2 separate regions of the Homo sapiens genome follow, and region 2 is linked to region 1. A link is a loop called in an ENCODE intact Hi-C map of the cell type or tissue named here. Cell type or tissue: PC-3. All regions are shown on one strand. Each heading gives the region's core, and the rest is flanking DNA. Links, peaks and the distances in the headings are about the cores only.

Region 1 (15,805 bases), core at 3,728-11,727:
GCTCACTGCAACCTCCGCCTCCCAGGTTCAACTGCCTCAGCCTCCCAAGTAGCTGGGAATACAGGCACCCACCACCACGCCCGTCTAATTTTTGTATCTTTAGTAGACACAGGGTTTCACCATGTTGGCCAGGCTGGTCTTGAACTTCTGACTTCAAATGATCCACCCACCTCTGCCTTGAAAAGTGCTGGGATTACAGGAGTGACCCACCGTGCCTGGCCCCTTGACTATCTTTTTAATTGGCATAATAAAAATAAGTAACTCTCCAATTGGCTGCTTCTTTCTTTATTTTTTCTTTCTTTTGGAGAAACTTTCTGTTGCTTTCTCCGGTAACTTAAAATGAGTTGTGCTTTCCATCTAGCATTGGTTTCTTCATCAGTCTGCTTTAACAAAAAACTTCTTTCTGATATGCCTTTCTCTTTTCAGTTGCAAATCTAAGTGTACCAGAACAAAACATATGCTTAAAATAACTAAACATAAAGTTTTAAAGCACGTGCATGAAATCCATTTTTTTCTTTATTTCTCAGCAGTTCTATCATGGTCCTTATTAGAAGTTCTAATAACGGTCCTAGATTGTGGGTGCATCGAGAGTTGACATGAAGTGTGCTGGGCTTGGGGACAATGTCCGGTTGTTAGCAGTGGGTTGTTCACAGTTTTGTAGATAAACAAGATTGCTCATTAGGGCTGAGTCTGAATGACAATATTAAATCGCTTTGCACACCTGGTGAGTGTAGCTGTTATACAGCTCTGGCCATTGTACTTTGCCCTTTGTGTTTTCTGGAATAAAAGTGATTTTTCTGACCTGATTTAGACAAGATTAAAATCTGGCTAGCCTTTTGCATGGTATATTTTTGCCAAGAAATTTGAAAAATTTCTAACAGTGTAGAAATTTATTTAAAAAATGGAAAAACAAAAAGTTAACCATTAAGTGGGATCAAATTTGTGTAGCAAACATCCATGTTGTGTTTACCTGGATTAAATCAATCATTCACTTAACAAACATTTATTATGTAACTTCTCTGTGCCAGGCACTCTTCTAAGTGTGCCAAGAATACAGAGGTAGGTGAGGGAGATGAAATCCTTCCTCTCGCAGAACTTACCTTCCAAAGTTGGGAGACAGAAAATAAGAAATAATAAGAAAGCTTACAATGTTTGTAAGTAGTAGGAAGAAAATAAAAGTTGAGATTTAATTTGCTCTTCTAGCTCTTCCCTCTCATCTTAAGAGGCTTCCCTGGTGAGTAACTGGGTCTTTTATGGTCCTACGAGCAGGATAATGTGAATTCATATCTATTATGTAGACAGGCAAGTTGACAGACTCTGGAAATTTATTTGGGTAGGGAGGATGGGATTTTAAAACTTTGAGTATGAATGGATACATATGATTTAAACTCCTACCTGGGACTGTCACCTGTCATTGTCCACAAATACACTGTTTAATATTAATAATTAACTAATTTAAAAAAAAAACTATGGTGGGCACTCTTTAAACCAACTTCTACTTAAGAGATTCATAGAGGGAACCAGCATCCATTCCCTCTGTAAGGCTTGGGCTGGTGCTCAAAACACACTGAACAGAGCTGTCCATCTGTCCTCACTGATCCCTTTCTTCTTTGAGGAGTTGAGTTTTGTGCTTTATGAGAATCAGAATTGTTTGTTCCCTGACATATTTGTGCTGGTTTTACTTGTTATTAAAATTATGCTATTTACTTTAATATTACTTTAATAACATGAGGGTGAAGAGAGAGAGAATTATTAAAATGACATTTAAATGGAATGCTTTGGAAAGACTAATGTTAAATTAGTTAACAGTAAGAGATTAGGAAAAATAATAAACTCTACAGTATTTTGCTCATGAGTGTCTTTAAGTTCTGACCCCCTACAAAGAAAGAAAAGTTGGAAATGAAAAATGAGATCTTATGGGTGTGGTTTAGGCCAGAAAAGGTGGTATTGGACCCTTGCCAGTGAATCTATAGTGAGGGAAAGAACCATGGCCTTCCACCAGTTTGGTAAATACATTTATATTTATTTAATTTAAAATATAATGTTTATGGGCCAGGTGCGGTGGCTCACTCCTGTAATTGCAGCACTTTGCTAGGCTGAGGTGGGTAGATCACCTGAGGTCAGGAGTTCAAGACCATCCCGGCCAACATGGTGAAACTCCACCTCTACTAAAAAATACAAAAAAAATTAGCCGGGTGTGATGACGCATGCCTGTGATACCAGCTACTTGGGAGGCTGAGGCAGGAGAATCACTTGAACCCAGGAGATGGAGGTCGCAGTGAGCTGAGATCACACCACTGCACTCCAGCCTGGGAAACAGAGCAAGACTCCATCTTAAAAAGATTAAAAAATAAAATAAAATACAATGTTTATGAAACCACCTTTGCAAAGATTACAACAGTGAGAAAAGTCTAGTATGGCTGACTCCATCTTGCTTCTAGCCTCACAGGCTGGCTGTCCTCATTCATTCCCAGGTGTAGGCCAAGCTGTCCATGGGAGGAATTTAGTGTATAGTTTAACTTTGAAACAAGGATCATAATAGTACCTACCTAAAACTGATCCTCTCCTTGTTCAGGGGCTGAAACTGCCTTTGCAAGACTAATGAAAAGCCACATGATTAGGATTATGGAAGGGGCCTGGATTCTGCTAAGGTATAGGCAGAGTTTCTATCATCTCTTACTGCTAAGGAGTCATGTGGCCAGAGGTCACAAGATTTATGACTTCCCCAATTGCTCCTATAGATAACATCATTATTGTAGAACCTAAGATTGGTCTTTTGAGATGTCTTTCAGGGTTTTGCATTCTGGCAATCTACTAACCCCACCTGGACTTGTGACTCATGACTCAACCTGTCCTGTGGCCCTCACGCAGAGGCAGACTTAGCACATGAAGATAATTTTTTCACATTCCTCTGATTGCATCCCCAACCAGTCAGGAACACCCATTCTCTAGTCCCTGGCCCACCAAACTATCCTTGAACAACCTTAGCCTCTGAGCCTTCTGGGAGACCAACTTGAGTGATAACGCCAGTCCTTCCACTGGGCAGCCCTGCATTAACTAAACTCATCCTTTATTCCGATACCATGGTGTCAGTGAATTGATTTCTTCTGTGCATCAGGCGGGAAGAACCTGTCGACTGATTACATTTACAACATAAATGTATCCCCTTTTTTTTTTCTTGACTGACATTACTGATGAGCTCATTAATGAGCAGTTCTGATTGTGTTGAGTAAGATTTTCAGTGTTTTGTAAGGTATGTGCTAAGCGCAGCAGGTACTCATGATGCCTCCATTCAAGGAGCTCAGGAGTATTATCCTAATATGATTAGATAAAGAATTTATGTGCCTGACAATACTTCTTTTACCTGATCCAAATCTCCTTTCTCTCACGTGCATAGTGGAAGCATAGAAAATATTTTCACTTTTTGGCAGCACCTTTCCTTTGAGAATATCAAAGCTCTTACAGGGACAAATTTCTAAATAAGCAATAATGCTCATATTGCCCTAGGGAGGTGGATAGAGGTATTTATGATCCTCTTACCGAGGATGTTAGACCAGTGTTGAGTAGCTAACAAATACCTCCATGCTGACTCTCAGGAGAATTATGTTTCTGCTAATCTCCCTGCTGCATTGCGTCCTGTTCCCTCTTCTGAATAATTCCCAGTATTACTGAGAACTCTGTGAGCATGAAAAGAGCACTTGTCTGTGAGGCAGAACACACAGGCTCAGACCCTGGCTGTGCTACTAACTGTGGCACTGTGGACACTGTTGTCAGCCCCTCTGTGTGTGCCTCAGTGCCTTTATCTGTAAAATGGGAAAGTCAGTGCTTATGATACCAGAGACCCGATTGTGGTAAAGGAGTGTTTGTCAAAACAAATATGGACGTGGTAGCCGCAGATAGGGAGAGCAACAGTGGTCTGTAGGTCTCCTTCTCTTTCCTTTATTCCCATTTCAGAATTCCTGCTTTCTGTTATGATATTTTTGATCATGAGTCGATTTGTAGGTTCTGGTTTACACATTCATTATTGAGACCAGAAATGAAAGTGTTGCCTCAAATTCTCTGATTCTAGTTTAGCCCACCTACCAAACTTGATTATTTTCCAATGATGGTCCTAGACTCACAATAAGAAATGCAAGGAAAGGGTTGGATTACAGTTGGGATAATGATCTGTTCTGCTCTGAACTGCAAGACCCCATTAAGTGGTGTTTTCTAAAGGTTTGAGTAACTCATTTTTATCTCTTCACTTATTCATGAAGATACTGCTGATAACAGTAAAAGAAAAAAGTAAAATGTACTAAATTTCCAACAATAGGGAATTGCTCAGGTAAATGATGTTATGATGGAAGGCTACTAATAAAAGATGTAGATGAATATTTATTGGCATAGAAAGATAATTGTGGTAATTAAATGAAATATTAACTTCAAAAGGGCAAATGTACAACATAATTCCACCATTATTAAATATATGCATTTGAATCAAACTATCTGGAGGAATGTTCAGTGGATATCTCTGGGTGGCAGGATTACAAACATTTAAATCTTCCTTCCTTACACTTACCTGTATTTTCTAATTTTTTTGTAGTGGATACATATTGTTTTTGGCAAAAGAAAAAAACTGATTTAGGTTGTATAAAATCCTATTCCAAAAGCTATTTGTAGGAATGAAGAAAAACATTTTGAAAATAAGTAAGTGCCAACTCTAAAAAATTAATTAAGCAGGGAAAAAATTTTAAATAGCAAAAATGGTGGGAAGGAATACAAATAGAAATAAACATAAATAGCAAAAATGAATTTCATTCTTTTTTAAAAGGATAGAGTCATTTAATGACAAATGTTTGAAATAAACCAAGTATCAATCGCCAACCTGTTTCTTCTTAGCTGAATTCTACCTGAAAGTGCTTCTAAAAGGGACTCAGAGCCTGGGAAGTAAACAGGATACTTTGAAATGTCCAAATTAAATAATCATAAGTTGCAACCTAATCTGATTTTTTTCTTTTTTGAGTTGCAAAAATATCTCTTTAAAATAAATCAAGTTCTTAGACAGAGGGCAAATATATTTATCTTTCCAACCATAATAAAAGCTGTCAGTTGTCAAATGCCTTTTATGCACCCATGTGTCAGATACTTACAAGTCTTTCCTCAAATTCATTAAATTTAATGGTTGGTTTATTTAATCCTCACTGTTTTAGGAGATAGGTATTATTGTGTTCATGTTATAGTTGCTGAAAACCAAAACTCATACAAATTAAGTTTCTTTTCTAACTCTTAAGTAGTAGAACCACATGGCCTTTTTTAAAAATCAGGTAACAAATATTTATTAAATCTACTTTGTATTAGCATTGTGTGTCGTGTGCTAAGAATAATACCAATGAAAAATATACTGTGGTCCCACCGCTTAAAGAAGCTTATATTCTAGTTGAATGACATGAAGCAAAACATTGCAAAAGTGATGAATCTCACAAAATAGGAAACCCAGGATGTGAAGGGGCAGGTAATCTGGTTTGTGACATCTGTCCTGTGGTCAAGACATTTAAACTGAATTCTGAAGCATGAGTAGGAATTAACTAGGCAAAGAGTGGTCGTGGAAGATGATTTCTGGTAGAGGGAAGGGAATGTGCTGAGGCACTGAGATGACATTTTGCTATAGCAGTGTGCTACAACCAACTATCCACAACTCTAGTTTGAAACAATAAGCATTTATTCCTTCCACATGGGTCTGTGAGCCAGCTGCAACTGGTGGGGCTTGGCTGGACTCCAGGGTTCAGGTCTCCCTTGTGTGTTACTCATTCTGTGTTGACCAATAGCTTCCAGGAACATGTTTCTTACATAGCACATGACAGGAGCACAAGAGCCCAAATGGAATCACACAAGCACATTTAAGGCCTCTTAACATGTTCAGGAACACTTCATTGGCTAAAGGAGGCCACATGGCCCAGCCCAAAATCAGTGGGATGGGGAAAATATTTTACCCATAGCGGATGGTATTTTGGAAGAATGTAGATGAATGTGGATACATTATCTAATATAGGAAAGATGTGAAAAATTGTGAACAATGATTCAGTCAACCACATCTAGGTTTTTCAAGGAATCCATTGCCAATATGGCTAAAGAATAGTGAGCCAGGGAGTGACAGTACTAGTTGATTTTATAATTGTCTGTCCTGGAGAATTTCTTCTTCTTCTTCTTTTTTTTTTTTTTTTTGAGACTGAGTCTCACTCTGTCACCCAGGCTGGAGTGCAGTGGTACCATCTTGGCTCACTGCAACCTCTGCCTCCCAGGTTCAAGCGATTCTCCTGCCTCAGCCTCCCGAGTAGTTGGGATTACAGGCGTGCACCACCACACCCGGCTAATTTTTGTATTTTTAATAGAGATGGGGTTTCACCATGTTGGTCAGGCTGGTCTTGAACTTCTGACCTCGTGATCCACACGCCTCGGCCTCCCAAAGTGCTGAGATTACAGGCGTGAGCCACTGCACCCAGCCGGGAACTTCTTATTATAGAGAATATTTTATATATGTATAATTTATATATATAATATATATTTTATATATATATAAAATAAGCATTATACATATATAAGAAGCACAAAAATATGCTTACTTCAAAAATATATATATGTGCTTACTCAAAAAATATATATATATGCTAACTGCAAAAGCTAATAACTTATCGAACTTCTACTTGAACTTTATTCCCAAAGAGATGAACACACTGAAATAACATGATTAACCCACAAAGCTGATATAGTGTCCATTGACTTAAATGTTCCTCCTTAGTTATGTGCCAAGCATTGGGTCTCTGTGTAACAGTAGCACATTTAGAAACTTTGCCTCAGAGGCAATTAAACCAGCTAAACCAGATTTGAACCCCTGAGCAAACAGCATTAAATTTGGTTGCTGCTCATTCTCCTGGAATGAAGGTCAGCTATTTCATACGCAGTGAATAAGCCAAACCAATCATAAAACGTGAGGAAACATCTCATTTGGCTATTTTACCTCGTGAAATGTGATCTTCTATTTGGTCAGATCATTTTTGATAGTGTTAAAAGAATAGTTCAGTTTATTTTTACCCATTGCTCTACGGATACATTCATTTGCTTTGTAAGTCCTTAGGGCTAATGCCTGAATGAACAGGTGCGGGGACAGGAGTTGGCCAGATATAAACTTGCACAGTTCATGTGCTTAACAAGCACTGATTTTTTTTAACAAAAAGAAAATTCACTTAATACAGACAGCCAGTGCATTATTAGCTATCGTGGTATATTCTGCCACAGAAAACTATATTAGTTTCAATTGAGGTGATTTTTTTTTCTCTTACAGATAAAAGATTAAATAGAAATCACTGCCTCCATGATGCCTCTGTTCTGGAGCCTTTTTTTTTCTTCATCTATTAAAACCTCAATTTTATAATCTTCAGGATTTAAAATAGAATCTATTCGTTTTTCTGACAATACTTATTTCCCATAAAAATGAGATTTTTTTGTTAGCTAGCTCACAGTAAATTTTATTGCATGTGCCATTTCAAAGGAAATCAGAGGTTCTAATAAGTACAATGGATTTGGAACAGTTCCTTGCCCCTCATTTTTTCAGTTATGTAAGCCTCCTGCTTAGTTACATTATTGTATTTTATTACTCAGCTCACAAAGCTGCATTTAAGAAAGATTACAATTTTCTGGTTTCCTCTTCTGAGATACTTTGATTCATCTTCTTTGAATACAGCTTTATTTGTGTTTTCCTGCTGTTTAAGCCTGGGACCCTTTCACAAGTCAGCATACTTTGTATATTCCAAGTAACAGCACCATTAAGAGAGGACGATCCGTTACACATTCCCTAAGAGAAGATGCAAGAAATGGAAGGAAAAATACCTTGACTGTTAGAGACAGATGCACTCCCTAATTGCTTCCTGATGGTTACTTTTAAAGGAGCTATGGGAATCCACAGATGTGTGTCTGTTGAGGTGTCTGTCATTCAGTGAGTTTAAGAGGCATTGATTTCCATGAGTGAATCATGGGGCTTGATTACAGAGAACTGGTAGACCAAGCTCAGGTTTAATTCATGAGTTCTGTTCACAGGTCTGTCACTTCCCCTTGGGCTATTTTTGCACACCCAAGAAATGGATTTACTTAGTTTTTTCTTCTTATAAAAATGAGGTAACAATATTATCTTTACAGCAGCTTTTAAATGTTTAAATATGCCCAACCAAATAACATTTTTAGTTGTATTGCAATGTTAGTAAAATTAATGTGATGAATATTTCTTACCCAATTTCCCTCCCTCCCACAAAACTGACCTGTTTACCTAAACTGACCAAATTAACTGACTGTTTTGCCATGGTATAGACCCAAATTCTTAGTAGAATTACAACCCTAATTGATATGGTCATCTGGCTCTTACACCTTGAAAATGTTTAGACGTTTAATATCAGCTGATACAGTTTTCTTTAAAAATGATAGGATGATATCAGATCATCTTTTTCAGGATGGAATGAGATTTAAATGAAAATTCAGTGTTACTGAATTGAATCACGTAGTTTTATATATTTTGTTTATATATAAATCAGCTTGTTATAGTGAGAGAACTTGAAGCTTTAAAGACCTGAATATGAATTTTGATCCTTTCTAGTTTTTGATCCTCCAAAACCCAACCATATTGAATGTTAATTATAAAATGAGCCAATACCTGTTCTCCCTACTAATATGTGTTTATGAAACACAAATGGTGTAATGGGTATGGAAGTTATTTGAAAGTTGTAAAGGGTCACACAATGGGATTTAAAAGAAAATTTAGACACAACCTGCTTTCATTGTTACTGTTTAGCAACAGTTAACTGTTAATTGTTTTGTATATTGCCATTTCTGTGCTGCTGTTACACAGAGGCACAATGCTTGGCACATAACTAAGGAGGAACATTTAAGTCAATGGACACTTTATCAGCTTTGTGGGTTAATCATGTTATTTCAATATGTTCATCTCTTTGGGAATAAAGTTCAAGTAGAAGTTCGATAAGTTATTAGCTTTTGGAGTTAGCATATATATATATTTTTTTGAGTAAGCACATTTATATATTTTTTGAAGTAAGCGTATTTTTGTGCTTCTTATATATATATATAACGCTTACCCAGTTTCTGGGCAAGACAGGAAGATAAGAAAAAAGGAAAAGGAGAGAAAAAAGAAATAAAAGGTTGTATCAGCATATTTAATCAATAGACTAAATAGAATAAGAGACTTCAGCAGAGATGATGAATACCTGATCACTTTTAAACAATTGTTATTGTTTTTCTGTTTGTTTGTTTTGCTTTTTTTTTTTTTTTGAGACAGAGTTGCCTAGGCTGGAATGAAGTGGTGAGATCACAGCACACTGCAACCTTGAACTTTTGGGCTAAAGCAATCCTCCCACTTCAGCCTCCTGGATAGCTGGGACTACAGGTACCCACTACCATGCCTGGATAATTTTTAATTTTTTTTGTAGAAACAGGGTCTTACTATGTTACCCAGGCTGGCCTCAAACTCCTGGCCTCAAGTGATCCTCCAACCTCAGTCTTCCAAAGTGCTGGGATTACAGGCATCAGCCACTGTGCCTGGCCTAAGAATTATTATTCTTTATCAAAACCATCTCAAAAATATTTTTTAAAAAATAAGATATGATTCCCAAACTCTAAAGTATGTAGGAAATAACCTATCAAAGAACTTACCAAGAAAAATTTAAAACTCAGTTGTTGCTTTGAAGAGATCTGAATACATAGAAATATACACCACATCTTCGAAATATAAATATGTTAATTTCCCTCACAATTAACCTATACATTCAATGTAATTTCAGACAAAATTATTACAAGTCTTTTTTTTAGGACTTCAACATACTTACTCTAAAATTCATATGAAGGAATAAATGTTCATGATGCCTAAGTCATTTTGAAAAAGAAGAGCAAAGAGAAGGAACTCACCCTTCCATATAAAATCAGTATGGAACAAGAACATAGTAAAATACATCTAGGGAAAGAGCAAAGAGTGAGAGCCAGACCTGAGTCTACATAGGAACCTGCTTTGGGATAAACATGGCACCATCAATCAGTGGGGAAGGGATGGATTGCCTAAAACCTACTACTTGGTAGTGGAGAAACAGCTCATTCGTTCACTATCTCAAGCATATGCCAAAGAGGAATTCAGTGCAAAAGTAAAATTACAAAGCTAAAATATCAGAGGTGTTAAAGAAGGTACTCATTACACAAACCATAAGTTGAAATTATTGTTATTATTATCTTTTGAGATGGAGTCTCACTCTGTTGACCAGGCTGGAGTGCAGTGATGCCATCTCATCTCACTGCAGCCTTTGCCTTCTGGGTTCAAGCCATTCTCTTGCCTCAGCCTCCCCAGTAGCTGGGATTACAGACTTGTGCCACAATGGCCAGGTAATTTTGAATTTTTAGTAGAGACAGGGTTTCACCTTGTTGGCCAGACTAGTCTCAAACTCCTAACCTTAAATGATCTGCCCACCTCGGCTTCCCAAATTGTTGGGATTACAGGCATGAGCCACCATGCCTGGCCATAAGTTGAAAATTTGATAGAGTTGACTATATTTTAAAAATTAAAAATTCTGTAAAGGGTAGATACAACAAGCAAAGTTAACAAAAAGGTGACAGAGTGAGAAAAGATTTATAATATCTAAACCTATAAAGAATTAATATCTAGAACACACCAAGAAGACTCAAGGGATTTTTTTTTTTGTAAAATGGAGATAATAATAATTGTAGAAAGTGACATGCTCAGCACAGAGCCTGCAGTACAGTTAGCACATTGTTTGCTATTACTAGTTTATCTATTCTTATACTCTGTGACAAAACACATTTTGTGTGGAGCCATTATGTATGGACCCCAAATTTCTGGTTTCTGCATGGTCTTATGTTGCCAGCTTATGGAGTTACAGAGAAATGTATGTATGAATATCCGGTCAGTCTCAATATCCACAAACCCTGTTGACAAATGTCCCTAGATACTCCAGTGGTTAAAAGTGAGGAGAGTAACAGTGGCCATTCCTGTGACACAGAGGTGAAGAAAACACTGTGTTTGCCACTGTAGCTATAAAACCAACTACGATGACACCTGCCAGGTGACGTTGGGAGAAGAATATGTTTTGTGGCTTGAGGTGTGAATCTTGTGACTGTCATATTCCATCCTGCCTGAGGCTGTGCCCCAAGGGGGCTGTGCCCGGAGATGGAGAGGCTGGGCAAAGCTGCTTCCCAGGCCTTAGATCTTTGTCCAGGTGTTGCGCGTGGCTGTGGTAGGTGGGAGGGCTGAGCGGGCCAGCCACTTTTTGCTGGATTTACTGGGGACTCACTCCCATACCCAAGGGCAGATTGGCTATAGAGAGGTGGTTTGCTCACTGCCAACCAAACCTGCTCTCTGAAAGCAGAGCTTTGTCTTTTTCTGCTTTATGACCTCAGCTTTGGAGAAGGCTTTGGCTCCCCAAGTGTGGCCCAAAAACTTGGATGATGATGCACGGGGTAGAAGGCAACAAACGAGCTGCCCTTGGTGGCAGTGACCTGAGCTGGGTCCACTCCTTGGGCTTGGGTGATGAATACAAAAAGTCAGCCAAGACCATCCTGCTGATAGGGAAAGAAGGACTCATGATAACCCTGTACCAGGTACTGCCACACAGACTTTCTCCTTCAATCCTCTGCAAACTTGTGAAACTCTTATCTGTTTTACAGATACAAAAACTGCAGCTCAGAAAGGGCAAATGGTCTGTCCAAAGGTACCCAGTTTAGAAGTGACCCACTGGAATTTGAACCCTAGGTCTGTTGAACTCTGAAATTTATGATGTTTTGTTTTGTCTTGTTGTTTTTTTTTTTTTTTTTCCCACTTCACCACTCTTTATATCTGCAGAGTGCAGTAGGGAGTAGGTGGAGGTGGGATGAATACCATGATAGGCCCCCGTGAACCCAAATCTGTGGCTTGATGGACTCCAGGGAAGAATGTATAGCTAGTCCCATCCTTGTCTGATCTTGGCAGATGCTTCAGTGAGGTTATAGAAAGCTAATTCCACTTCCCAGTGCTCCATTTGAACATGTGCTCCTATGCTCAGCTGGTTTTAGGTGTGGCTTTGGTTTCTGAGCAGAAACTCTCTTTCCATGAAATAATGACATCCTTAAGGTGTTGTGCTTTGCTTGTCGTTCAGAGAAGACAGCACTTCCAGGAAATGCACTATACAATATGGATGGATCCCCTGTCCAGAGAGGAAACCAGGCGCACCCTTCACTACAGGAAAGAACTTGCTCCCTGACCTGCCAGCCAGGTGGAATTTCATTTCTTTGTGCTCTCGGGATCTGGTGCTTTGAAGAACTGGCTTCATTAGCCACTAACAGAGATGCACTTGTCAAAACATCAGCAACTGACTTTTTTGTGTGTGCTTAAGAGATCACAGATATTTTTGTACTGGTGCTATCAGAGGTTGGAAGGATTGCTATAGCTACATGTTCTTGCCCCTCTCTCTAAGGTCTATGGCAATGAGTAGCAATGATAATAATTATGATAGTGATAATAGCAAACCATTCACTATATGTTTTGTGCTGGGCACTGTAGTAAGTTCATTTTATGTTCAAAACAACCTTCTGAAGTATGTGTCATTTAGGATTCATTTGACTGCAAGTGGCAGAAACCCAATTTCAATGGTTTAACCAATGGAGGGATTTATTTTTCTCATGTAATAGGAAGTCCAGCTGTAAGCACTTCAGAGTGAGTATGCAGGCCCCATGGTGCCATCAAGAACCCAGTCTCTTTTGCTGGAGGCTTGCTTCCTCATGTATGCAGCATAGCTGTTCTATTTTGTGCTTCACAACTAATTTTTAGGCAGGAAGTATTTGAAAGAAGGGAGAAGCTAAGTAGCACAAACTGACAAGGTGAATGCAAGCTGGATGTGTGCCCTCTAACAGGCTTTCTCAGAAACTCCAGCTGGTACCTCCACTTGCAGCTCCTTGTCCAGAACTGTGTTGCATGACCACATCTAGCTGCAAGGAAGTTGGGTAATCCAAGAGCATTTAAGTGAGCCCCTTGTTAGTAAGAAAGAAAGGAGAACTAGCTATTGGTTCCATAACCAGTCATGCCTAGCTTAAGTAGTTAATGTTTGTTCAAAATTTACAGACAAAGAAAGTGAAATTGGAGAAGTTAAGTATTTACCAAAGGCTATCTAGCTAGGGAGTGATGGAGCCCAGATCCGAATCCAGGTATGTCTGACTCCAAAGCTACATTCCTAAATGCTGTTTAGAATTTGTTCCTGATGGTTGGTGGTGTTTGGGCTGTACAACGGAGGACTTAAGGGGGCTCTCTTATGGGACAGGAGGGAGAATTGACTTTTCAGCTTCTTGAGAATAGTGCTAAGATCATTGTATAAAAGATATGGAAGGCAGATTTTGGTACAAGGTAAGGAAGTGATTATTCACAATTAGTAATTAACTGGTCTATGGGCTGTGTAGCTAACTCTATGACCAGGAGCATTTACATAGCTCAGAGGAGATTCCTTAACTGACTGGGAGTTTGGGCCTATTGTAAGTTCAAGATTCTAGGTCCATGAAACAAAAGTGGCTGAGATAGAATCATCATGATGAAAAGAGGGCTTTTGGTTTCTGCATAGGTGCTTCCTGATTTGTCAGTTAGAGTGACCATATAATTAATTTATGGTCCAAACTGGGGCATTTTTTTAGAGTAAAAAAAAGATTTATTAGTAATTATGCTGGGACAACAGGCAAACACCAGAATCATCATGGACCGAGTGGAAGCCACAGCTACCCCAGCCATGGGCTCCTGATGGATAATGGAATGGGGAGACCTGGGCTTCATAGGAACTGACAGCTGGGTAAACATCCAGAAAAGACAGACACCCCCAAGGCAGACCTTCCCAGTTCCATAGGCTAAACCTCCCAAGAGGCCCTGTCTGTGATGGGCTTCGGTGACAGACGTTAAAATCTGATGGGCAGGGACAATGAGTGACTACTGAAAACGTATGTCTGACACAGCCCCTCAGGCCCTGAGTCTCCCTTAGTGTGACTCATTTTCAGAGACACTGAGCTTAGGTAACGCCATGTGTCTTACTGAGTCATGAACCCAGCCCATTCTAGGCTGGGAAGGCAACTGGATTTTACATCCCCTGATATCCTTCTCAGCTTTTAAAAACTGCTCTTCTGATTTGCTCCATGACCTTGGGCAAGTCACAACCACTCTGTGGTTTGGCTTCTCCTTTAGTGGAAATAAAATGGAAATAATAGTTATGCAAGAGGAAAAAATTGATTCAAGAGCTTCCAATGAAAGTTGCCGCATACAGCCAAGTGATATTATTATTTTCATGACAGTTATTAGCAGAGCTGCTTCTTGTCCCATCCCCTCTCATTAGGCCACAGGGCATGGAATAAACACAGGTTTGGCCAGTGACTGGTATTTGATGATGTTGGCACCAGAGATGAAGGGGAGGAATTTCTCTCTGGCTTGTGTTTCACTATTAACCTCCTTTTGCCTGGATCTCAATGCCTGCTAGTATGGAAACTGGAAATCTGTGAGAATCTCAGCTATTTGTCTCATAGCAGAGGCAGCCTATTCAGAAAACCATTTAATAATGATGCCATTACAATATTGTCTTTTTTCTTTCCTTAATTCCTTTATTCAATAAATATTGATTGGGCATGTCTGTGTGCCAGGTTCTGTTTCCCAAGGATAGAGCAAGAGGCATAATGACAGCATTAAGCTTTTCAATGTTTGTTGAATCAAGGAATTTATAAGATGTGAAGTTTGGAGAGCTGATCTCCTGCTGCAAACTTGCATCTCTCTCGTCTATCCTGATCCCTGAGAGATATTTCTAAAAGCAAAATTGCTCTTGTTACCCATTTCCTAAAGGAGCAAAACTGAATTTCTTTTTTTTCTGTATTATTATACTTTAAGTTCTAGGGTACACGTGCACAACATGCAGGTTTGTTACATATGCATATATGTGCCATGTTGGTGTGCTGCACCCATTAACTCGTCATTTACATTAGGTATATCTCCTAATGCTATCCCTCCCCACTTCCCCCACCCCAGAACAGGCCCCGGTGTGTGATGTCCCCCTTCCTGTGTCGAAGTGTTCTCATTGTTCATTTCCCACCTATGAGTGAGAACATGCGATGGCAAAACTGAATTTCTTAATATGGCACAGAAGAACCTTCAGGGTTGGCCTCTGATCACCGTTTTGTCTCTTCTCTCACTGAGCCCCTTTTTGGACTACAAGTTTCAGCTATTACGACTTCCCTACAGGTTCCTGAATATTCAGCTCTTTCATATCTCTAGGCCAGAGGGCGGCAGACATTTACTTGTAAACGGCCAGATAGTTAATATTTTTGGTTTCCTGGGTCATGTGGTCTCTGTTGCAACTACTCAATGCTGCTATTGTAGTGTGAAAGCAGCCATGGAAAAAATATAAATGCATGAGCATGGCTCTGCCCAAATAAAACTTTATTTACAAAAACAGGCAGCAGATGGGATTTGGTCCACAGGCTGTAGTTTGTTGATCTCTGCTTTAGGCTTTTGCTCATTCTGTGGTCTTTTACTTGTCTACGTTAAACTCCTTTCATCTGACCAACGCCCATTCAATTGTCACCTCAAGTCTGAGATCTTGCCACACTACCCTGGGTAGAACTGGTCACGCATACCACTGTGTTCTGTACACACCACCCTGACAAGTAACAGAAAATTAAAGCTGTGTTTTCTCCCATAACCATATTATAAGCTTTATTTATTCATTCATTCACACATGCATATATTCACAGATCCATTCATTTAACAACA
Region 2 (15,805 bases), core at 3,670-11,669, 86 kb before region 1:
AAAAATGTGGGTCACCCTGTGGACTATTGGGCAAGTATCTGAATGCTCCCTAGGGCAGCTGCTCAGTGGCTTGGAACAACCCATGCTTTTTCAATGGGACACTGAAAGCTGGCCAATAGGCCACCCTAAGGTGTCCCTCTGATTTCATGCCCTCATGACCGAGGACTTCTCTCTTGTTGGCTCTGGCTCCCCTGAAGTCCCACTTACCATTCTCATCTGGCTGAATCTGGCTGAACTTGTGGTGGGGGCTCCTGTCCTCTTTATTTCTTTAGCATTGGTCAAAATGTCCCTGTGGGACACCCTTCCCTGCCCCGTGCCCAGTTATTTCTATCTTTAGAAGGTAGAAACTGTGGATACAAGTGCTGGCTCATTCTCAGCTAGGTCATCTGTCCAGAGCCTTCCTGGGTTATGCAGGCATGCTGTAGCTTTCATTTATCAATGCTTGGGATTGTGAAAACAGCTTTTCACAAACGAAACAACCAAAAACTCCAGACAAGTTTACCTAAATTTGTAAAGGTTTCTAAAGCTGTTTTTTTTTCTTGTGCACAGTTATTTAAAAATGAACAGCAATGATTTATAATGCCAGTGAGGGCAACTGTGTTTAGAATGTTGCACCCACTTCTGACAGCCCCTACTACCCCCTCCTTTCTTTAGAAATGACACTCAGGCCTTTAAAAATGTACATGGTGTGATATAGTAACAAAAATATATTTGGTCACTGCCTCCATTTCCTGGCAGACAGCTCTTAAAACCCCTGGAATTGGCTGGGTGTGGTGGCTCATGCCTGTAATCCCAGCACTTTGGGAGACCGTGGTGGGCAGATCACTTGAGGAGTTTGAGACCAGCCTGGCCAACATGGTGAAACCCTGTCTCTACTAAAAATACAAAAATTAGTTGGGCATGGTGGTGCACACCTGTAATCCCAGCTACTTGGGAGGCTGAGGCAGGAGAATCGATTGAACCCAGGAGATGGAGGTTGCAGTGAGCCGAGATTATGCCACTGCACTCCAGCCTGGGCAACATAGTGAGACTCTGTCTCAAAAACTAACTAACTAACTAACTAAATATCCTGGAATTTCCTTAGTGATAAGTGTCTTTTTGTATGTTAATGAGATGACTGAAGGCTGGGGGCTTCTGGATGGCCTCTGGACAAGCAGGGTGGGGTGGAGGTAGGGTGGCTGGTTGCCAGGGGAAACAATCATGTGATTAGAGGGTTGGGACTTTCAGCCCCACCACTCAACTCTTACCTCCAGGTAAGGGGAGAGGGGCTGAAGGCTGAGGGGGTTGATCACTGATGGCAAGTGATGTAATCGATCATGCCTATGCAGTAATGAAGCTTCCTTAAAAACTCAGAAGGATGGGCTCAGAGAGTTTGTGGGTTGCTGACCTTGCGGAGGTGCCTGGTGGGTGGCATACCTGGAGAGGGCAAGGAAGCTCTGCACCCTGTGTCCAGTATCTTCCCATATGCAAGGGCAACATATCTGTTCCATCTGGCTGTTTCTGAGTTGTACTGAGACAAGAAATTTCCCTTGACCCTTGTGATGGGGTGCTTCCCTTACTCAGCCTGCAGCTCTTAACCCCTTGAGGGAGGGGGAGCATGCAGGTGAGCGGGTGCAGGAGCTGGAGTAAGCGTTTTTGGGCGCCAGCAGGAGCAAAACTCTGTGAGGCCCTGTGACAGCATCTGGGCGGAGAGGGGGTGTGGTCCCTGTGACCCATGAAGCCCCAGAGGGCGTGTGTTACAGTGGTCTTTTAGCATTGCTGTCCACAGATGCCTTAAGTGTTAAACAGTTCAGTGGGCCCTCTACCTATTCATGAGGGCAGAGGATCAGCATAACAGCCTTTAGTGTCTGCACTTGTGGCACCCAAGCTCTTGTTTGGTGTCCAGGAAAACTCAGGTTGCATGAACGAATTGAAGGGTGGTGAATGTGGAGGATTTTATTGCCAATGAAAGTGGTTCTCAGTGGGAAGGGAAGCTGGAAGGGGGATGGAGCAGGAAGGTGATCTTCCCCTGGAGTACAGCCATACCCAGCTGGACTCCTCTCTGAAGCAACACCGTCAAGCTGTCCCTCTAAAGTCAAGCTGCTTCTCTCTGATGTGCAACCGCAGTCTCTGACGTCCATCTGCTTCTTCTCTTCTCCCCTTCTCTGCCCTCCACCAGTTGGGTTAGGGGTTTTTATGGGTACAGGATGGGGGGTGGAGAGGGCCGTGTGTGGTTTTGGAAAAGGCAACATTTGAGCGGGAAAGCAGGAATGCACGTTTTCACTTTAGGTTATGGTTCCATGCTTGAAGGTGGGGCTTCACCAGGGACCCTGCCCTTTTCTGCCTAGAATTTCTCTGCCTCCTGTCCCTATCAGTACCCTTTGTAATAAACTGGTAGTCTAGTAAGCAAAATGTTTTTCTGAGTTCTGTGAGCCATTCTAGGAAACGATGGAACCTGAGATGGGTTCTGGGAAGCTCTGATTTACAGCCAATCAGTCAGAGGCACCAGTGACAACTTGGGCTCATGATTGGTGTCTGAAGTGTGGGGGAGAGGTGGGGAGAAGTCTTGTGGTACTGAGCCCTGAACCTGTGGGATCTGACGCTACTTCCAGGTACATAGTGTCTGAATTGAATTAAATTGTAGGACACCCAGTTGTCCTACAATTGTCTGGCGTGGGAATTGGAGAATTGTCTGGCATGGGAACAGGCCACACATCTGGTCACAGAAGTGTTCTGTGCTGAGTGTGAGCATAGAAAACACTGTTTGTTCTTTTATTTAGTGTCAGATTTGAAGTATTGAGAGTATCTTGGAGGACAAATCTATTTTCCCTAACAATGGGAAATACCAACTACTTGCCAGGGATTGATCTGTAAGTAAGAACTGCCTTAGTAAAGTAAACCCTCATTAGCAGATGGTTATCTCATGGCTTCCTATATTTACCTTTCCATGATGAATGGGAAGACCTGCCATTGCCAAGATAAAGAGTTTTCCTAAAGTTTGGGCAGCCTCCACCTTTCCCAAGCCAGCTGTCACCCCTGGCCCCATTCCTGCCTGGTTGGCAGCAGTCTCTGAAGTCAAGCTCTCTACATCTGGGTTGGGGCCGAGGTGCCAGGAACAGGCAAGAGGAAGCTCTTTTTCCACATCTGCCAACCCCCATCCTTCTCTTTGTTGAGAGCTTTTCTCAAACCTTGTCCCCTTAGAGAAACCTGCCTAAAACCATGGAGTGGCCAGCCCCCTTTCGTGTGTCCACAGGCAAACTTCCATCTAGGTTAGCCACTCTAGATTTTTTAATTTTTATTTATTTATTTATTTTACTTTATTTTATGTTTATTTATTTATTTTTTTGAGACAGAGTCTCACTCCATTGCCCAGGCTGGAGAGCCAGTGGTGCAATCTTGGCTCACTGCAACCTCTGCCTCCCTGGTTTAAGCAATTCTCCTGTATCAGCCTCCTGAGTAGCTGGGATTACAGGCATGTTCCATCATGCCTGGCTAATTTTTGTATTTTTAGTAAGATGGGGTTTCACCATGTTGACCAGGCTGATCTTGATCTTCTGACCTCAGGTGATCTGCCCACCTCAGCCTCCCAAAATGTTGGGATTACAGACGTGAGCCACCGCACCCAGCCAGATTTTTGTCATAAATAAATGCAAGCATATTTCTCCACAAAAGGAATATAAATGACACAAAGGTATATGTGACTATCCATTTTCTTGCATCACTAACCAACCAGATTGAGAGAAAGACATGGTTCTGAGGCTTTAGCCTGCGGAGTGTTCAAGATTGTGGGCTTTGAAATGGGCCTTCCTGGTTCCAATTCAGACACATAGTAGAGGGGCCTTTCAGCCTCCCTATGCCTCATTTTCTTTACTGGCAAAATGCAAATAATGCTAGTATTTACCTTTTGGAGTTGTTGTGAAGATGATGGGACCTTATAAAGCATCTAGAAAGTGCCTGGCTCATATAAACTCTCAATATTCCACCCACTACCCATAATTTTTTTTTTTTTTTTTTTTTTGAGACAGAGTCTTGCTCTGTTGCCCCAGGCTGGAGTGCAGTGGCGCAATCTTGGCTCACTGCACCCTCTGCCTCCCGGGTTGAAGCAATTCTCCTGCCTCAGCCTCCTGAGTAGCTGGGATTACAGGTGCGCGCTACCCAACTAATTTTTTTTGTGTGTATTTTTAGTAGAGATGGGATTTCACCACATTGATCAGGCTGGTCTCAAACTCCTGACCTTGTGATCCACCCACCTTGGCCTCCCAAAGTGCTGGGATTACAGGCGTGAGCCACCACGCCTGGCCTACTACCCATAATCTTAATTTAAAAAAATCAGTCTGCACTCAAGGTTTCTTCCTGAAGCCTTGTGGGAAGGTCTGACTACAGATACACATGTGTCTCTGTTGCTGTAGCTCAGCGTTCATGAGTGTCCTGTTATATCATTTGTGAACCTGCAAAAGTCTTAAAAGAATAGTAAAAAAGGACAAATGGGCAATTCTAATTCTGTACTCTGCTCTGAGCAGAAACTTTTGGTTTATTACAGGCATGAAAGAACTAGAGCTTTAAGTTCACACTGGCCTTATGCATAGAATCCAGAAAAAAAGAAAAATTAGCATAATAGGCATTTTGACTATTTGCTCAACTTTTATAGTCAGTTGGAACAAGCCACCCAGTTTCCAAATTATTCCTTGTACAGGATTTGTAATAGAACAAATCACTCAGTTGCCATGTTTTGTTTTTTCCTTCTGTAGATTGAGAATTACTCTGACCATTTCAATGGGGTTAAAGGTTAATTTCCCGATAATTTAAATTTACTAACTTCACCATTGAAAGAGCTCCATAATCCAATGGGCAAAATAATCTCAACTAAAAGCTGAGATTGAGAAGTTTCTGGCTTCGTGTCCTACTATAACTTCTTAGGTGATATTGGAGGAAAGTAAATGCCACTCCAGTTTTAATTTTTGATGAGGGAAGTATTGCTTTGCCAGGCATTCAGCTGATAGAAATCATATGGTGTTTGATTATCAAGAATCCTGGAGGTACACGTTATCTTTTTGCTTGAGGGGGAACCAGTGCCAGAAGGAAGGAGGATGGTATAAGGGTGAAGAAGGGAGGTTGAGGGGAAAAGAAAGGAAAAATGGAAAAAAGGAAAACCTTTTAATGTTTTCTCCTCTTGGGAATGAACAGCAAAAATTGATTTGGGCTGGGTGCAGTGGCTCAGGCCTGTAATCTCAGTACTTTGGGAGGCTGAGGCTGGTGGATTACTTGAGCCAAGGAGTTTGAGACCACCCTGGGCAACATGGTGAAACCCTGTCTCTACAAAAAATACAAAAATTAGCTGGGTGTGGTGGCATATGCCTGTAGTCCCAGCTACTTGGGAGGCTGAAGTGGGAGGATTCCTTGAGCCCAGGAGGCTGAGGCTGCAGTAAGCCATGTTTGTGCCACTGCACTCCAGCCTGGGCGACAGAGTGAGAACCCATTAAAAAAAAAAAAAAAAAGTTGATTCGGAAGCGATATTGGAGAGGCAGTAAATCTCTCTGTCAAGGTGTGTGTGGCAGCAAGATGGCTGATCTCCCCATCAATCTATCTCCATAATCCTCACCGAGTTCTGCTATCAGAGGCCCTCGGAAGGTGACTGTCAAACAGAGCATGACTTTTCCCAGCATATGGAACATGCCTAGTTTGAGAAGCTTGAGAGGGCCATTAAGAGGCTGCAGCAAAAGGGAATAGATGGTATCCAAGAAACATCTGTCCAATTGACATCAGTTTACATCAAGGCAAAGAAAGTTCTATTGCAGTGTCCCCTGCACATGTGAATTCGAGGTGATGGCTTCTCCTGCAAGGCTGACAATGCAACAACCATGTTATCCATTATTATAATTCACTCACATTTTAGATGTGAAAACCCACCCAAAGTTGTCTCATCAGGGCTGGGATTCAAACTGATTTCCTCAAACTATGACAGCCCCAACCTCAGGATTCCACATTGAATTATTAATTATTTTTTAGCAGAGCTGATGGATATGTTAAAAGAAAACAACAGCAAACAGCAACAACATAACTACCATATAATGTCATAAGCAGTGTAACAGAGGCACATATCAATTGCGTTAGTAACTCAAAGTGGAGAGCAGTTGACGTGAGGGTGAGGGAGGGAAGGTGAGAATGGGGTAAAGTTAGGGAGGCTCTGAGGAGTAATCGTTGTGAAGTTTTATCTAGTATGCTTCTGGGGGAAGAGATCACAAATGGGGCTGCCTGTGGACACATTGTCTTTCACAGTGTTTGAAATTATTTTGAATAAATTTCCAACACTTATTTATTTATTTATTTAGAGATGGAGTCTCGCTCTGTCACCCAGGCTGGAGTGCAGTGGCATGATCTTGGCTCACTGCAACCTCTGCTTCCCGGGTTCAAGTGGTTCTTCTGCCTCAGCTTCCCAAGTAGCTGGGACCACAGGCATGTGCCACCATGCCTGGCTAATTTTTTTTTTTTTTTTTGAGATGGAGTCTTGCTCTGTCACCCAGGCTGGAGTGCAGTGGAGTGATCTCGGCTCAGTGCAACCTCTGCCTCCCGCGTTCAAGCAATTCTCCTGTCTCAGCCTCCTGAGTGCCTGGGACTACAGGCGCACACCACCTCACCCAGCTAATTTTTGTATTTTTAGTAGAGACGGGGTTTCACCATATTGATCAGGCTGGTCTTGAACTCCCCACCTCAGGTGATCCACATGCCTCGGCCTCCCAAAGTGCTGGGATTACAGTCATGAGCCACCGTGCCCAGCCATCCGGCTAATTTTTGTATTTTTAGTAGAGATGGGGTTTCACCATGTTGGCCAGGCTGGTCTCGAGCCCCTGACCTCAAGTGCTCTGCCCACCTCAGCCTCCCAAAGTGCTGGGATTACAGGCGTGAGCCACCGCACCTGGCCCCAACATTTAAAAACAGGATATTTCACATAAAAATAAAAATTTCTCATTTCTCTTTGAAAATTAGATTTGTTAACACGGGGTCCCATGGTTTCACATGGTATCAACTAGCTGACTGCTTCATCCTGGGCAAGCGTGTCGACCGCCCATGTTGTCCTCACTAGGCCTCTCTTAACCCAAGAGGTTGAGAAGATAAAATTTTCTGAGGCATATCAACATGTAAGCTTATAAGTTTAAAGAGCCAGAGGGGTAGGAAAAATCCTTGTTTACTTAAGTAGACTAAAATATTAAAGCAATCTGCTATTTGTTGATATTCTTTACTACTTAGGCTTTCCTTTTATGATAATCACATACAGACATACTTCTACGTGATTATCACAAAAGAGAGCTGAAAATCCTATCGAGATTGTGGAGACGTTGGAGTGAATTCAGAAAGAAATATGCTTCTGAAAAGGGCAGTGATAAACTAGGAACACTAAGGACTTGCATTCCACCATGTTTTGCTGGCTTCTCTGATTACTGATAGAAATACTTTAACAAAATCAACTAATTTATAATTTATTCCATTTTTTCTAATTCTCATATCTGGACATATTATCTAACTTAGAGGCTTTCAAACAATTTTGACCATGACCCACAGCATGAAATACATTTTTCATCACATACATGCATATACATTTGTAACTGCAAAACATTTCAAATCCCAACACTTCCTCTTACATAATGCAACTCTGACATTTCCTATTCTATTTTAATCTGCATTTCATTTTAAAAACAAAAGCCCTGCAGGTCAACCCACTAAATTGATTCCACAACCCACTGATACTTCACAACCTGCAGCGAAAAACGCTGGCTTAACATGAGGACTGACAATGTCTGAAATTATGACTGTATTAGGAAAATCTAGGGTATAATAGTAATGATATTTATACACTGTCAAATTCCAAAAAGGATACCTTGTGGCTGGAGGCACATATGATGACCCCCCGCCCCCTGCAACACTCTGTGGCCAGCTCCTGCTACCTCTGTAATACGGTAGTCCCCATTTATCCACAGTTTCACTCTCTGTAATTTCAGTTACCCACAGTCTACTGTAGTTCAAAAATATTAAATGGAAAATTCCAGAAATAAATAATTCATAAGTTTTAAATTGTGTACTGTCCTGAGCTTCATGATGAAATCTCATGCCATCTCACTCTGTCCCACCCAGGACATGAATCATCCCTTTTCCAGCATATCCATGTTGTATATACTACTCACATGTTAGTCACTTAGTAGCCTTTGCTTATCAGATCGACTGTCACATTACTGCAGTGCTTGTGTTGAAGTAAACCTTATTGTTCTTGATAACAGCCCCGAAGGCCAATAGTAGTGATGCTGGCAATTTTGATATGCCAAAGAAAAGCCAAATATATGCTAAAGAAAGTTAATTTCTTACTGTGCTTAATTTATAAATTAAACTTTATCATAGGTATGGGTATGTATGTATAGAAAAAAATCAAAGTATATATAACATTTCGTACTATCTGCAATTTCAGGCATCTACTGGGGGTCTTGTAATGTATCCCCCATGGATAACAAGGGACTACTGTACTTTGTTCCTGGACCTGGGAAACTTTCACCTCTTATTAGGTACTGCACATAAGCACCCATAACTCAGGATATAGACCATTCCCTTAGAAAAGGCAATTCCAGGTGAAAATGAATTCAAAATGCTAAGAATATTTACAAGTTACATAAAAAACAAAACACTGTAAGATAACTAACAGATGCAATGAATAGGAAAAATAACATCCCAACAAACTGAGATGAAAGAATAATCTGAGTGAGAATATAATAAATATTTTTAAAATATTTATATTTTAATAATAATAAATATAATATAATTTAATATTATTAAATAAATATAATTTAATAATAAGAAATTCAAAGTGTAGGAAAGAATAGGGCAACATTAATGTAAAATTCATATATTTGAAAAGGATACAAATAGAATTTCTAGAAATGAAAATTATGTTCATTGAAAGTAAACCCATTTGGGACTGATTTAATATCTGATTACATAGAGTTGAAGAGAAAATTAATGAACTGGAAAACAGATTCAAGGAAATCATCCAGAATACAGCTTAGAGAAAGAAAAAAAATAAATAAAGGTATGAAAATATCTTAATTTACTTAACTAAGATGAAAACACGAAGAATAGAATGAGATGGTACAATAGATATCTAATAAGAGTTTCAGGAGAGAATAGAAAAAGTGTAGGAGAGGCAGTGTGTGAAAAGATAATGACGAATTTTCCAGCTTGAAGAAAAATATCTTCTCAGGTTAAAGCAGCATTAATAAAAACTAAGAACAAATTCACACCTAGACATACCATAGTGAAGTACCAAAGGCAAAAATGAAAAACTTCATAGCTATAAAATGTTAGACATGCTACCAACTAGTGAACAATAGTTGTAAATAGACTTACAGCAGTACCTTTTCAGCAATAATAGATGTCAAAAAACAGTGGACTCATACCATCGAAGTGTTGAGGGAAAATAATTGTTAACCTAGAATTGTATACTGAGCTAAAATATTTATAAATGAGGGCAAACTAAAGAGATTTTCAAAGAAAGATGAAACATTGAGAGTCACAAACCATTGCTGAAAGAATTGCTAATGGATATACTTTGGATATAATAACCTCATAAGAGTAGGATGCAAGAATGGTAAACAAGCAAATTGGTAAACATGCTGATAAGTCTACATGGGTATTGACTGCTCAAACGTAGACATGTTTAGAGGGTTTTAAAGCAAGGGGGAATGAAAATGCTAGACAATAATAGCATGGAAAATGGAAGGGGGGATTAGAATTAAAGTATTTTAAGAAGCTAATAGTTTTTTCCAGAGAGCAATAGGGAAATTGATTAATTTTAGAATTTTAGTTCAGTATTGCTCAAAATTAAAGGGTAACTATGAAAATAATAAAACAGAACATAAAGTTTTCATTCAAATAGGGAGGAAAAAGGAATATAATGTACACTTCTAGAACATGACACAAAAATTTGAAAATCAAAGAATGGAAAAAAATTATACAAAAATACTGAGTAAAAAAAAGCTGCATTAACAATATCACCATCAGTCAAAAAAATTTTAGACAATAATCATTCTTGGGGATTAAAGAAGACATTAATAAAAGGTACATGTCTCCAAGAAAATATTACTACATTTGAACTTACATACATTCAACAACTTAGCCTCAAAATATGTAACAGAAAAATTTGACCAGTAGAAATCAACAAATTTATGATAAAAAGGGAAGAGATTTTGTCATATCTCTCTCAGAAACTGGTAGATCAAATAGACCAAAAATTAGTAAAGGTATAGACTATTTAAATAACACAATTTAAAAAATTTATTGCTGACATATAAACTCAGATTCAAGCATATATGATAATATATGATGGAAAGACATTGTAAATCAATGAATTGTGAATTATTCAATAGACAATGCTGAAATAGTTCACATGGAAAAATGAATATCCGTTCATATGAACATATCAATTTAGAGAGATTTAAGACCTATTTGTCAGATCAGAAACTTTAAAAAATGAAGGAAGAAAATATAGGAAATGTCTTTATGACTTCACAGTAGAGAAAGATTTCTTAAAACAAGACCATAATAAATGTAAATCATAAAGACAAGGACATTATATACAAATCTAAAAGAAATTCACTAATTGGGAGAAGATATTTGCAACACATAAAACTGACAAATACCAGTATCTAGACTATATTTAAAAAAACATAACTTCTTTAACAAAATAAAAAAAGGACAAAAAAACTCAAGGGAAAAGGGATAAAGCATATAATCAGGAAATTGTAGAATAGGAACCCTAGATAATCAATAACATTTGACAAGGCACTGTATTTCACTAATAATTAAAGCAATGCAAATTAAAGCCACAATGAGATAATACAATTTGACATCTATTATTTTGGCAAAAAATAAAGCATCTAACAATATCGACAGAATTTTGGGAGATGGGAACTCATATATTACTTGAGGCTGTGTAAATTTGTTCAACTATATTGAATGAGCAATTTCACAATATCTAGTTAACTTAATGATGTGGTAGATATATTGGTTGGGTACCCAAAAGCCATTTCCAACAACTTCTCCCTTCTCATCTCCCACTGTAGAGGCTGGAAAACCCAAATACTAACTTTCCCATTCTCTCTTGCATCTAGTGGTTGCTATGTGACTCATTTCTAGCCAATGAGAAATAGGATGTCTGCTGGATGGTTTTATGTACTCTCCCTCACTGCCTGATTTTGAGTATGGTCTGAGGAAGTGGTGTTTAGAACTGCTATAGTCATGTTGAGACAATGAAGGGAAGGTCAAAAGATTAATAAAGGCACTGATCTCTTAGCCATTGAATCAATTCCAGCAACATTCTTCTCTAGACCTTTTGTGAGCCAGGTTTTCCCTTGCTGTATCCAAATGCTCCTCATTGATCCTAAGATCTAGTAATTGCCTTTCCAGGTGTACACCCTAGAGGAACTTACATATTTGGAAGGATTATTCATTGTTTGTAAAACAAAAAATGGAAACTAACCTAGATGACCATTAGTAGAGGAAGGGATAAATAAATCATGGTACTGTTTCTACAGTGGAATACTCTAGAGCAGTTAAAATAAATAAACTGGGTCTACATGTTCCAACACAGACAAATCTCACATCAATGTTGAGTGAAAGGAGCAAGTTGAGGAAAGCTGTATAGTGCATAATAGCATTTGTGTCAGATTTTTAAAGCACATGAAACAACATATTATGTATTATATGAGTATATACATATATACATATTATATGAGTATATACATATATACATATTATATGAGTATATACATATATACATATTATATGAGTATATACATATATACATATTATATGAGTATATACATATATACATATACATATATACATATTATATGAGTATATACATATATACATATGCATGTACAGACAACACATAAATATGTATACACACATATATATGTATGTTATAAAAGTGTAAAAGTATGGACAGAATGATACTTACCAGCTTTAGAATAGTTTTTACTCTGGGGAAGGAGAGAAATGGGGTCACCACAGAATACAAAAAAAGATGTGACTGATAATAATCTTTAAGAATCTGAGTGGCAGGTAAGTGGGTGCTTATATTATCTTCTGTGGGTCTGAAAAAAATTCGTAAATGAAAGGATAATAGAAAGATAATGCTGAGGCACAATTCGCAACTGCAAAGATATGGAAACAACCTAAGTGCCCACCAACCAATGAGTGGATAAAGAAAATGTGATCTATATACACCATGGAATACCACTCAGTCATAAAAAAGAATGAAATAATGTTTTTTGCAGAAATTTGTGTGGAGCTGAAGGCTATCATTCTAAGTGAAGTAACTCAGGAATGGAAAACCAAATACTATATGTTCTCATTCGTAAGTGGCAGCAAAGCTGTGGGTATGCAAAGTCATATAGAGTGGTATAATGGACTTTGGAGACTAAGAAGAGGGAAGGGTGGGAGGTGGATGAGGGATAAAAAGCTATATATTGAGTACAAAGTACACTCCTTGGGCGACAAGTGTAGTAAAATCTCAGACTTCACCAATGTACATTTCACCCATGTAACCAAAAACCACTTGTACCCCAAAAGCTATTGAAATAAATAAATAAAATGGAAAAAGAAAGATAAAGTTGGAGATAGGTAAAGGAATGAGTTGGAGGGGAGAAAGACATGGCCAAGTTCTGGAGGCCATTACAGTAATTCAGGTCATATAAGAGGAAGAAGGTCTGAACTGGGCCAGGGACCATGGAAGTGGAAAGAAGACAATTTTGAAATATATCTTAGAGCTAAATGAGCTACATGAGAAATTACATGCCTGACAATGATTTTTTAGTTTATATAGATTTTTCTTTAAAAATTATAAAATTTACATGGCATAAAATATATTATTTTAGCTATTTTTTAAGTGTACAGTTCAGTAGCAAGTACATTCATGTTATTGTACAACCATGACCACCATTCATCTTCAGAACTTTTTCATCTTGCAAAGCTGAAATTCTGTAGACATTAAACCCTAACCCTTCATTCCTCCCCTCCAGCCCCTGGCAACCACCATTCTACTTCCTGTCTCTATGAATATGACTTATCTAGTTAAAATGATTAACTGGATTTACAGGTATTCACATGGACAAATCTTACATCAATGTTGAGTGAGGGGCTAGTTCCACGATGAGTGGAATCATACTCAGTTTCCCCTTTTGTGGCTGGCTTATTTCACTTAGCATAATGTCTTCAAGTTTCATCCATGTTGTAGCAGGTGCAGAATTTCCTTCTTTTCTAAGACTAAATAATATTTTGTTTATCTATTCATCCACTAATGGACATTTGGGTTACTCCCATATTTTGGCTACTGTAAATAATATTATTATGAACATGGGTGTACAAATATCTATTCAAGTCCCTGCCTTCAATTCTTTTGGGTAGGTACTTAGAAGTGGAACTGCCAAATCAATGGTAACCCTGTTACAGTGGGAAGATAGTGAGGTATGAGCAGGGCAGGAGAGGGCCCCAGCCCCTGCAACACACACACACCAGGAGTGTTGGGCAACATCGTTAACTGTTTCTGTAAAGTAATAATTGGTTACAGCTCCTGCCAGGGAAAGGCAGTCTCCTAATAGATAGAAAACATTTGAAACTGATCAGCAGCTTCCCAATAAGATCTCAGGAGTGAGAAGAAGTAATGCAAGATCCTGGAAGCACGCCAACCTATAAAACCCCAAATCAGGAGGTCACGCTGCCTGCTTGGCCTTCTTCCAAGTGTATTTTCCTTCCTTTCTTTACTGCTTTAAAGCTTTTTAATAAACTTTCACTCCTGCTCTAAAACTTGCTTCAGTCTCTCCTTCTGCCTTATGCCCCTCAAATTCTTTCTTCTGTGGTGGCAAGAATTGAGGTTGCTGCAGACCCATATGGATTAGCTACCAGTAACAATCCTATTTTCAGTTTTTTGAGGAAGATAATACTTTTCATAAAGGTATAATTTTCATATTACAGCTACTGTGAAATAATGTACTACCTTAGAATATTCATGTTTCCTCACCATTGCTTTCCAGCAGCCTGCCAAGTTTGCAAATAAAAACTCTCAGATATTTTGTTACCATGGATATGAGGCGCACAGGACTTTATAGAGTAGAACCAGGCTCTGGGGACAATCTGCCACTCAATGATGAATACATGAACACTCATTAAGAAAACCTAATATGGTGATTGAGAAATTGCCTCTGCCTTCTCTATTAAAATGTACACTCGTTAGTCTAGTCTGTTTTGTTTTGGGACTATACAACCTTAACTGCTGATGGTTTTCCCATGTGCTCTCAGCAAGGTCAAGTGAGATGACAAAAAAGAAAACTCCTAAATCCCAATGAGAGCCATTGATATTTAAATAAAATAGAAACCCAAGGCTGGGCACAGTAGCTTACATTTATGATCCCAATGTTTTGCAAGGCCGAGGCAGGAGGACAGCTTGAGGCCAGGAGTTCAAGACCACCATGGGCAACTTAGTGAGACCTCATCTGTATAAAAAAAAACAAAAAGAAAAGAAAAGAAAAGAAAACCCCAACCAGATAAAGCCCCCAAACCCCCACCTTTATTTCTAACAATTACATAGGTAATGAAGGTTCACTGTAGGATAATAAAAAATATATAGATACATAAATTTAAGGTGATTAAAATAATCTATAATCCCACCTACTTTTTGTTAAATTTAGATTATTTTCTAGGCGTAAATATATTTAACGTGAATTTTAACTATAAAACAGATCCATACTCTATTGTTTTGTAACTTTCCCCTCAATTAATATATTGTGCACATATTTCCATGTCATATCTGTTAAAATAAAATATATTTAAAATTACAAAATATCCATTGATGGATATATTTATTCAATGTTGTGTTGTTGGACTCTTTTATTTGAAATTTTATCTTGCCAATATGGCAATGAATGTTTTCCTGGCTATATTTTTAAGTTCATCTTTATTTTTTATGATAAATTTAAAAAATAATATGTCTCTTTGGGAGGTTGAGGTGAAACGACTGCTTGAAGCCAGGAGTTTGGACCAGTCCGAGCAACATAGTGAGACTCCATCTATAATAATAATAGTAATAATAATAATAATAATAATAATAATAATATGGCTTCATCAAATGGTATGCATAGATTCTTATTTCTTTCCAAAAGAGAAAACATTTACATATTTTTTAACATTTACAAATATATACATTTATTATTGTAAGTTCAAATAACACAAAAAGGAATAAAAAAGAAAGTTAAAATTGTTCCTGGTTCTCAAGATAATTGTTAATAATTTAATGAACATTCTTTTAGACTTTGAGTGCATATATACAAATGCATATATTTATTTTTTAACTTAGTGGACTTTTTCATGTCATTAAATATTATTTTACAGTATCATTTTTGATGGTTTCAAACTAGTCTGCATTTGTGTTACCCAAGTCAATCCCAGTTTCTGTAGCTTTGCCAAGGAAAGCTGGCCCACACAGAACCCCTGCTAAAAGGGCAGGGTACCCTTCCTCTCCTGCTCCCTCTCTGCCAGCCACTGGCTGATTGGAATGAGACTAGGTATAGGACACATGCACAATCACTGGATTGTCAGGGTGCCCAGTGCAAAGTCTCTGTGCAGACTGGAAAGATGTAGACCTACAATGACCTCATTGTTAGATTGGAGCTGGGAAATAACCAGAAAGTTAAACAGTTCACAGTGGATTCACAGCTTAAAGATGCATGGGGAAATGGCAAGAGATGCCTTCAAAGGTCATAATGTCACTGAAATGCCAGGGGTTCAG

The links. A loop is a pair of places that touch in the nucleus more often than their neighbours do. Peaks named below come from ENCODE experiments on the same cell type or tissue, not always from the same donor. Only the 100,000 strongest peaks of a DNase experiment are listed, where the experiment ranks them.
Region 2: it touches region 1 in a loop (6-fold over the local background); 2 of 110 quality-filtered maps call a loop at or near these places.

The regions. Positions count from the first base shown.
Region 1 is chr12:93,136,461-93,152,265 of GRCh38, reverse strand. The region is part of intron 3 of LOC643339 (a long non-coding RNA gene); the gene reads left to right. Among named protein-coding and RNA genes, the nearest start is that of LINC02412, 30 kb to the left of the region's middle. RefSeq lists a silencer at 10,173-10,333. In PC-3, for the core only: no CTCF peak of the experiment used is centred there; a DNase peak (open chromatin) is centred at 6,985; H3K4me3 peaks cover 670 bases; H3K27ac peaks cover 927 bases.
Region 2 is chr12:93,221,962-93,237,766 of GRCh38, reverse strand. The region is part of intron 2 of LOC643339 (a long non-coding RNA gene); the gene reads left to right. Among named protein-coding and RNA genes, the nearest start is that of LINC02412, 55 kb to the right of the region's middle. RefSeq lists a silencer at 5,628-5,828. In PC-3, for the core only: no CTCF peak of the experiment used is centred there; a DNase peak (open chromatin) is centred at 8,146; H3K27ac peaks cover 1,453 bases.